3 separate regions of the Mus musculus genome follow, and regions 1 and 2 are each linked to region 3. A link is a loop called in an ENCODE intact Hi-C map of the cell type or tissue named here. Cell type or tissue: heart. All regions are shown on one strand.

Region 1 (2,500 bases), 300 kb after region 3:
GCCATCTGGTCAGGGGTGAGGTGAACATCACTCCTCCCAGAGACGCGCAGAGGGCACAGTTTGGCCCTGTGGCCCTGGGTACTCTCACTGTTCTGTCTCTTGCTGCTTTGGAGGAAACAAGCTCATGTGAGGAGCCAGGAGGTAGGAGTCGACCTTGAGTCTCACAGAGTGTGAGAATTGAGGATGGGGAAAGAACAGCCCGCATGTCTGTGAGGCTGTCTTACCCTTATGGGGTACATTTCACCACTGGGGTATGTAGTGTATCCCCAGAACTCTCTACATGGACTCGTTCATCTTTGCCCCTCTGGCCATCCATAAGCCTGAATCTCCTTTCCCTGAGTGGGCAGTCTTAAACCCCTGCTGGCCTTCCAAGTCCTTAGCTTTGCCTGCTAACCAAGTGTTTTTCCAACAGCTGGGCAGAGGCTAGTACCCAACTCCTATTTTTCTTTTTGCCCTCACAGTGGCAGTGATCCTTGGTGCACCTGCCTTTCATTCTAAGTACCCAGGACACTGAGGGTCTTGGCTCAGCAAGGTTCCTGTCCCTTCTCCCAGCCTTGAGTTACTCCAGCTAGAAATGGGAGTGAAGGCAGAGAGACAGATGGAGCCGGACTGCAACAGTATCCATTCCTCCTTCTCCCTTCACTGTTCCTTTAGGAGACTCTCATGGGACCTAACCCATGGCTCTGCACACACCTCAGAATTAGGGAGGGGTCTGCAGAGGTGGGTAAGGAATGCTGCAGTGCCAGCTGTGGGCCCTCTCACATCATTCGCTGCCCTTTATAAATATTTATAATAGCTCTTCTACTAAAAATAACATCCTGGAGCTCAGGGAGCAAGAAAAAAAAAAAAAAAAGGAAAATCAATGTGAATGGGACTTGGCGATCACATGTTCCACAGGACCCCAGGACAGGATGCATGAGTAGCACCCAGGCAGTGCGCCCCCTGGCGGCCAGTCCCAGCTTGGCACACAGATCAGGGCTGCTTCCCCACTGACTGGCCCCTAAAGTTCTCCGCCTTCCTCCTGGCTACACAGCAACAGGGCCTCACGCCACTGTGCAGGCGGAAGCCTCCTCACCAGGTCAAAGAGGAAGGGGGGGGGGGTGGTGTCGCTATTTTTAGCACTGAGGATAGGGTGTAAATGTCTGCAGAACTGAATGAGGCCTGCAGCTTTCTTTGCATAGACAGAAAATGTTGTTAAAGGTCGAAGGCAGGAAAGAACTGCATGTGCACACACTAGGACTAGGGAGAGCCCTCCATGCTGGCCAGGTGCCGGAAGGAACACACACAGGCTCAGGGCTTTTTCTGTTCTTTTCCATCTCCTGGTAAATTCCTGATGCAGAGATGAGACCATGCCCTGAGGGAGGAATGCGGATGCTAGTACATGCAGGAGGCCCACCAGCTGCGGCCTCAGGCAGTCCCTCCCCACTTCCCATAGGCTTGGCTCCTCTCTCTGGAGGTTGAGTGAGTCTGGCAGCCTGCAAGCTTGGTCCAGGTGTGCAGCAGAAAGACGGACAGGAATGTGCCTCTGGGGGGAAGACCTTCCCTTGTCTTCTCGGTGCCAGCTTGCTCCTCCGCCTCTGCGCCTGTACAAGACAGACTGTTAGTCACAAGCACACTGGGGGCTCAGGACAAAGCTGCTGTGAACCAGCAGACCTGAATGGGTGTGTGTGTGTGTGTGTGTGTGTGTGTGTGTGTGTGTGTGTGTGTGGTCTCTCTGGCTTTTCAGTTGTGCATGTCAATGTCTTCTCTTTCAGAGGGACAGGGTTGGGGTGTAGCGAGAGTGTCTTCTGAGGTCATTGCTTGTGTCACAAGGGTGGGAATTACTCCGACTGAATAAAAAACTGGGTTCACAGTGGCAGGTTTGGAAAGGGAGGAAGGCCAGCCTCTTGGCAGCAGACGGCAGGCTGCAGTGTGCGGCCCTTTTCATCTGCCTGACTGCTGGCTTCTCATGGGTCCTGCCATGGGTCAGAGGCAGAGACACCAGCTGACTCAAGCCCTGGCAGCAGGTTCTTGAGTGTGTGCACCGAGGGACTCCCATGCTGTCCCTCTGGACCTAGGGACAAAGGGGACCTGGTAGGCTGCTGAAGGCCCTCAGTCAGTCCCTGACCTCACCACAGTGCACAGCAGCCTGTGCTGGTCTGCACATACTAAGCAGCAGCACCCGGGTGCAGCGCATCTGCAGCCAGCTCTGCAAACCACGTGTGTGGGCTGACCTTGCAGGGAGGGCGGGGACTAGTCAGCCCAGAGGCAGCTCTGAGATGACAGGACTTAGAAGGCTGTCTGAGAAAGTTCCTTTGCTGCCTGGTGATGCCATGGCCCTGCCTGGGTTTTCTACCCTGAAGATTTGTAACTGAAAAAGATTCCCAATTAAAAAAAAAAAAAAAAAAAGTAGAGACCAGGTGTGTTGGTCCATCTCTTTGGTCCCAGCACTCAGGATGCAGAAGCAGTTATTAATCTTTATGAGTTTGAGGATACCCTGGGCTACATGACAGATTCTAGG
Region 2 (2,500 bases), 420 kb after region 3:
AAAAAAAAAAAAAAAGAAAAAGAAAAAGACAAAGAAAAAAAAGCAGACTTTGTAGATTTTGTTTTACACTTCAAGTCTGTGCCCCATTTCCTATTTGTGGGAGTGCTATTTTATGCATTAAAAACTTGTATCCAGAGATGGGAGAGGCTAAGAGCACTTGTTGCTCTTGCAGAGGACCTAGGCTCACAACCATCCATAACTGATGTTTTATGGTATCTGACCCCCTCTTCTGAACACCATGGGCACTTGGCATGCAAATAGCACACATGCATATATGTAAGTACAGCACTCATATACATCTACAATTTATTCAGACACATCTCCATATCCAGGCTGAGCATGGTGGCACATGCTTTTAATTCTAGTAGAGCTAGGGGAATCACTGTGAATTTGAGGATACCCTGGTCTACATAGTGAGTTCCAGGACAGCCAGAGCTACATAGTGAGACCCTGTCTCAATGGTAAGTAGGTAGGTAGGAAGGAAGGTAGGTAGATAAATAATTTCCTATTTGATTTTGTGCTATTTGCAAAGTAGTAATTAAATATAACATAGATCCATTTGAAACTGGGAAAAGTATGACCAATAAGCATACTTTTTCCACCCTGAAGAGACTATCAGATTATCTTTTAGAATTTAAAAGGTACAAGGAAGCCGGGCGTGGTGGCGCACGCCTTTAATCCCAGCATTTGGGAGGCAGAGGCAGGCGGATTTCTGAGTTCGAGGCCAGCCTGGTCTACAGAGCGAGTTCCAGGACAGCCAGGACTACACAGAGAAACCCTGTCTCGAAAAAACCAAAAAAATAAAAAATAAAAAATAAATAAAAATAAAAGGTACAAGGAGATAGATGCTAGCAGTAATTCATGGCTTTAATCCCAGTACTCAGGCAGATTTCTGTGCATTCCAGAACAGCCAGGGCTACACAGAGAAGCCCTATCTCAAAGGAGGAAGGAAGGAAGGAAGGAAGGAAGGAAGGAAGGAAGGAAGGAAGGAAGGAAGGAAAATTGTTTCTGATAAATATGACTCCTTATATTAAAAATTTTTGTATCAATGCTTCAAAAATTATATGAGATTATCACTAATATTTTTAAAACAGTAATATTTGTTTAACATCTTGTTAAACAAAAACTACTTCCTTATTTATAGATTTTTTTTAAAGGGGATAAGACTGTTCAAAGGTGCAGTCTGCCATCTGCTGGCTAGAAAGATGAAATTTTCAGGTCACTTCCCCTAGTTATGTAACTAAAGATATTCTACTAAGAACCACATCTGTGGTCCAAGAATATTTTCATAAATTCTCCCATTCTTCCCCAACACCCTCACCGTCTGGAATACCAAGGTGGGAGTCAGTCAGACTGACCTTGGTAAAGTGAAAACTGGGGAAGGCAGAGATCTGAGTGGCAGACAGGGAGGCAGGGGATGAGAAGTTGGTTGTGTGTTTCTATACCCTAACTACATCTAACCCACAGTCTTGGCTGGCCTGTGGCTCACTATGTAGACTAGGCTTGCCTCTGCCTCTGTCTCTGCCTCTGCAGTGCTGTAAAGGACTCTTTATAAGTAAAATTCAGCCAAGCAGTGGTGATGCACACCTTTGATCCCAACACTCAGGAGGCAGAGGTAAGTGAATCTCTGAGTTCAGGGCCAGCCTGATCTACAAAGCAAGTTCCAGGACAGCCAAGGCTACATAAAGAAACCTTGTCTCAAAACAAAACAAAACAAAAAAACAATAAAACAAAACAAAAAGATAAAGAAAATTTAGCACAAAACCACGAACATCTCTCTGGTTCCATCAACTATAAGGAAAGCCCTGCTTGTTTGGAATGTCCTGTGTGTGGTATGCTGTGTTTCCAAAGCTCTCTCCTCCCATCTGGACTCACAGCAACTCCACCCTTCCATGCCCACTGTCCTGCTCCTAGGCTGAGATCCAGCCTAGAGGGTGTGGTAGACGGCAAGGGCAGGAAGCTCTGCCCAGTGTGTCTGCCTGCAAGATTTGGCCTCTAGATGCTCTGGCTTAGACAAAGTCTCCTAAAACACGGGTGCCAAGCACCAGGGGCAGCACATGAATAGGGCAGATGTTGCTGGACTCTTGCAAAACTTCAGCGTGGTGGGCCTTCCTGATAGCCTAGAGTGGCAGTGGACACGGGAATGAAGAAGCCTCCAGTCCTTCAAGCCACAAACATATTTCAATCATCCCAAGAAAGAGCCCAGAAAACATGGAGTTGAGAAAGACAATCCTAATACCAGCAGTTCTCAATCTATGGATTGCAACCCCTTTGCCAAACCTCTATCTCCAAAAATATTTACATTGTGATTCATAACAGTAGCAAAATTACAGTTACAGAGTAGGAACAAAAATGTTATGGTTGTGTGTGTGTGTGGGGGGGGAACCTGTATTTAAGGGTTCCACATTAGGAAGGTTGAGAACTGCTGGCCTACACATCCTGCCCAAATACCTGACACAAAGTCAGAAATACAGTCTGATGATTATGGTGTTTTGTCATT
Region 3 (2,500 bases):
ACATAATCACCCCTCCCCTGATTATTCTTAATGGACGGTTGCTTCAATCTGCAGACAGCCTGCAAAGGCTTCATCGAAGAAGGTAGCATCAGATGAGAATTGGGAGTCTGACCCTGGTTCTGGAAAAGGACCTTGAACAAGACTCTTTCCTGGTTGAAAACCAGAGTTGCCTTTTGGAGCAGAGGCAGTGTGTGTGTGTGTGTGTGTGTGTGTGTTAATTTTCCCTCTCTGGCATCAGTCTAATGGCCCCCATCCTCAGGAGGAAGACTGGCTGGATAGTTCTTAAGGTTTGTCCAGCTCTGTGATGGTGTGGGATTCTCACAGCTGCCAACATCCAGGCTTAACCCAGAATCTTGTTCCCTTTCCCCTTACCTGACAAGATAAGGTAGATAAGGTAGAATCATAAATTTTACGATAACTTCTTATGGAAAGCAACTGTTAGAATGAAAGTCAGTCTGACAGACACACTATTCTTTTAGTCAATAATTTCAGTTACAGATGTAAACAGAGATTGACAAAGATGGCTGACAATTTCTCAGTAATCCCAAGGTGAAGGTTTCTGCTCCCACAGGGCTTTAAACATCTTAAACCAAGTCTGGGAAGACACAGTGGATGACAGTAGTTACTTTAAGTCAGTTTCAAGCATGCTTAATTTAAAATATTAAATGCTTTTTTTGAAGAAAAAAAAGATAGAACCTTTTCCAATAATTGGCATAACAATGTAATATGTGGCCCTGGGAAATACTGTAGGAGATGTAAACTGCTGTGTTTCGGCACCATCTGATCTGTTATTTCTCAGCTACTAGTGAAATGAGCCAATTCAAACCAGATTGGAATATATTAAAGGCAGGGTCACTGGGAAGCTGCTCTCAGGCAGGTGACTTCACTGGCCCCAAGAAAGGAGGCCAGGGAAGTCGCCATGGGGAGAGAGAGGGGAGGGGTAAGAGAAAGAGAGAAAGGGTACCCATGCAGGGAGAGAAGGAGAGGAGGAGGAAGAAGAAGAGGAGGAAGAGGATGGGGGCAGGAGAGCACCAGCACAAAACATCTGGATTATATAGGGAAGAGCCTCTAGGTTATAAATTTTCAAGGCAAACAGTGAATCATGACTACAAAAATACGCCTTGGTGCTGTTTGCAATTCTAACAGCAGATGGCGCCACATCCCTGTCTATGCCATATTGAAGTTGCAGTTTAGGTATCTGTGAATTTAAAAATGGACTAGGAACTCAATCTGATAGAGTTTGCTTGAGAGGCACACTTGCTTGTATTTGAGTGGCTACTAAATTATTAAGGTATAGGTATTTAATGAGTTTGCACCTAGGTATTTCTTTGAGCCAGTATACTCTGTGTGTGTGTTTGTGTGTGTGTGTGTGTGTGTGTGTGTGTGTGTGTGTGTGTGTGAAAGAGAGAGAGAGAGAGAGAGAGAGAGAGAGAGAGAGAGAGAGATTAGATTAAAGGAACCACCAGTAACAAATAAAACTAAGAAAGGTTGACTTAAAACATAGTTCATACTCAAATTTCATGTGTGTGTGCATGTCTACATGTGTGCACACCCCGGGGGTAGGGGTGGAATTTACTATGGAGGTTGTGTTCACTATTTGTACATATATGCACACACATTTTCTCAGTCATTTGAAATTAATTTATGAACTTTTTAAACCCATAAATACTTCAGTATGTATTTCTAAGAAATACATACAGCCATCCATCTTACCTTTGAGACAGGATCTTTTACTGAACTGGCTCACTGGCTGGTCAAAGAATTCTGGGGACTCCAGACCCTGTGTGCTGGACAGAGCCCTATCCTGAGCGGCACCCCAGGCCTCCTCTACTCTTCCCTGTTTCCACCACTTTTGAGCATTTTCTTGCTCTTTGGTATAACAAACCTTTCCCAACTCCTTGTGTTCTTCTCAAGATTCCTTAGGTGGCATCTACACCCACGTCTTAGGTGTGCTTGCTGACACCAGCGTGCCTTTGCGTTTGGCTCCTCCAGTTGACTGAGATCACACACACACACACACACACACACACACACACACACACATCTGAATCCATATTTTAAAACAAGCCATGCATGCATTTCAGTATAACAGAAAGCATCCTGGTGGTTCCCCTCTCCTCACAACTATGTTCTTCTTACAGGGAGATCCTGGCTTCCCCAGAGTATTTGGTCATTTGCAATATATAGAAAGTTTTTCCAGAATTGCTAACTCGTCATTTCAAAAATGGAAATTCTTTGCGCTAGAATTCAGTTTTCAGAATTTATTGACAACTCTTCTTGTCCTAAACTGACAGATACCATTATCATATAGGTTCTCAGGGTAGTTGAGTTAGTTTTTTACTGTCTCCTTCAATGTGACTTAAGATTTTCTTTGGAATAGAGTTGGGTAGGGCTTGGAGAGAGGGCTCAGTAGTTAAAAGCACTAGCTGCCCTGCCAGAGGACCTGGGTTCAGTTCCCACACAGCAGCTCACAGCTGTCTGTAACCTCAACACTCTGCCA

What was found. Peaks named below come from ENCODE experiments on the same cell type or tissue, not always from the same donor. Only the 100,000 strongest peaks of a DNase experiment are listed, where the experiment ranks them.
Region 1: it touches region 3 in a loop (2.1-fold over the local background); 2 of 42 quality-filtered maps call a loop at or near these places.
Region 2: it touches region 3 in a loop (4-fold over the local background); 14 of 42 quality-filtered maps call a loop at or near these places.

What each region holds. Positions count from the first base shown.
Region 1 is chr12:3,780,189-3,782,688 of GRCm38, reverse strand. Dtnb (dystrobrevin, beta) reads right to left here. Exons shown (of 18, transcript NM_001162465.2): 18 at 1-1,583. The coding sequence ends at 1,408. Among named protein-coding and RNA genes, the nearest start is that of Dnmt3a, 26 kb to the left of the region's middle. In heart, CTCF peaks have their summits at 942 (motif pointing left) and 2,232; DNase peaks (open chromatin) are centred at 988 and 2,188; H3K4me3 peaks cover 1,054 bases; H3K27ac peaks cover 2,398 bases.
Region 2 is chr12:3,660,165-3,662,664 of GRCm38, reverse strand. The region is part of intron 8 of Dtnb (dystrobrevin, beta); the gene reads right to left. Among named protein-coding and RNA genes, the nearest start is that of Dtnb, 89 kb to the right of the region's middle. In heart, a CTCF peak has its summit at 1,200 (motif pointing left); no DNase peak of the experiment used is centred here.
Region 3 is chr12:4,079,151-4,081,650 of GRCm38, reverse strand. No RefSeq gene overlaps it. Among named protein-coding and RNA genes, the nearest start is that of Dnajc27, 2.2 kb to the left of the region's middle. In heart, a CTCF peak has its summit at 1,136 (motif pointing right); no DNase peak of the experiment used is centred here.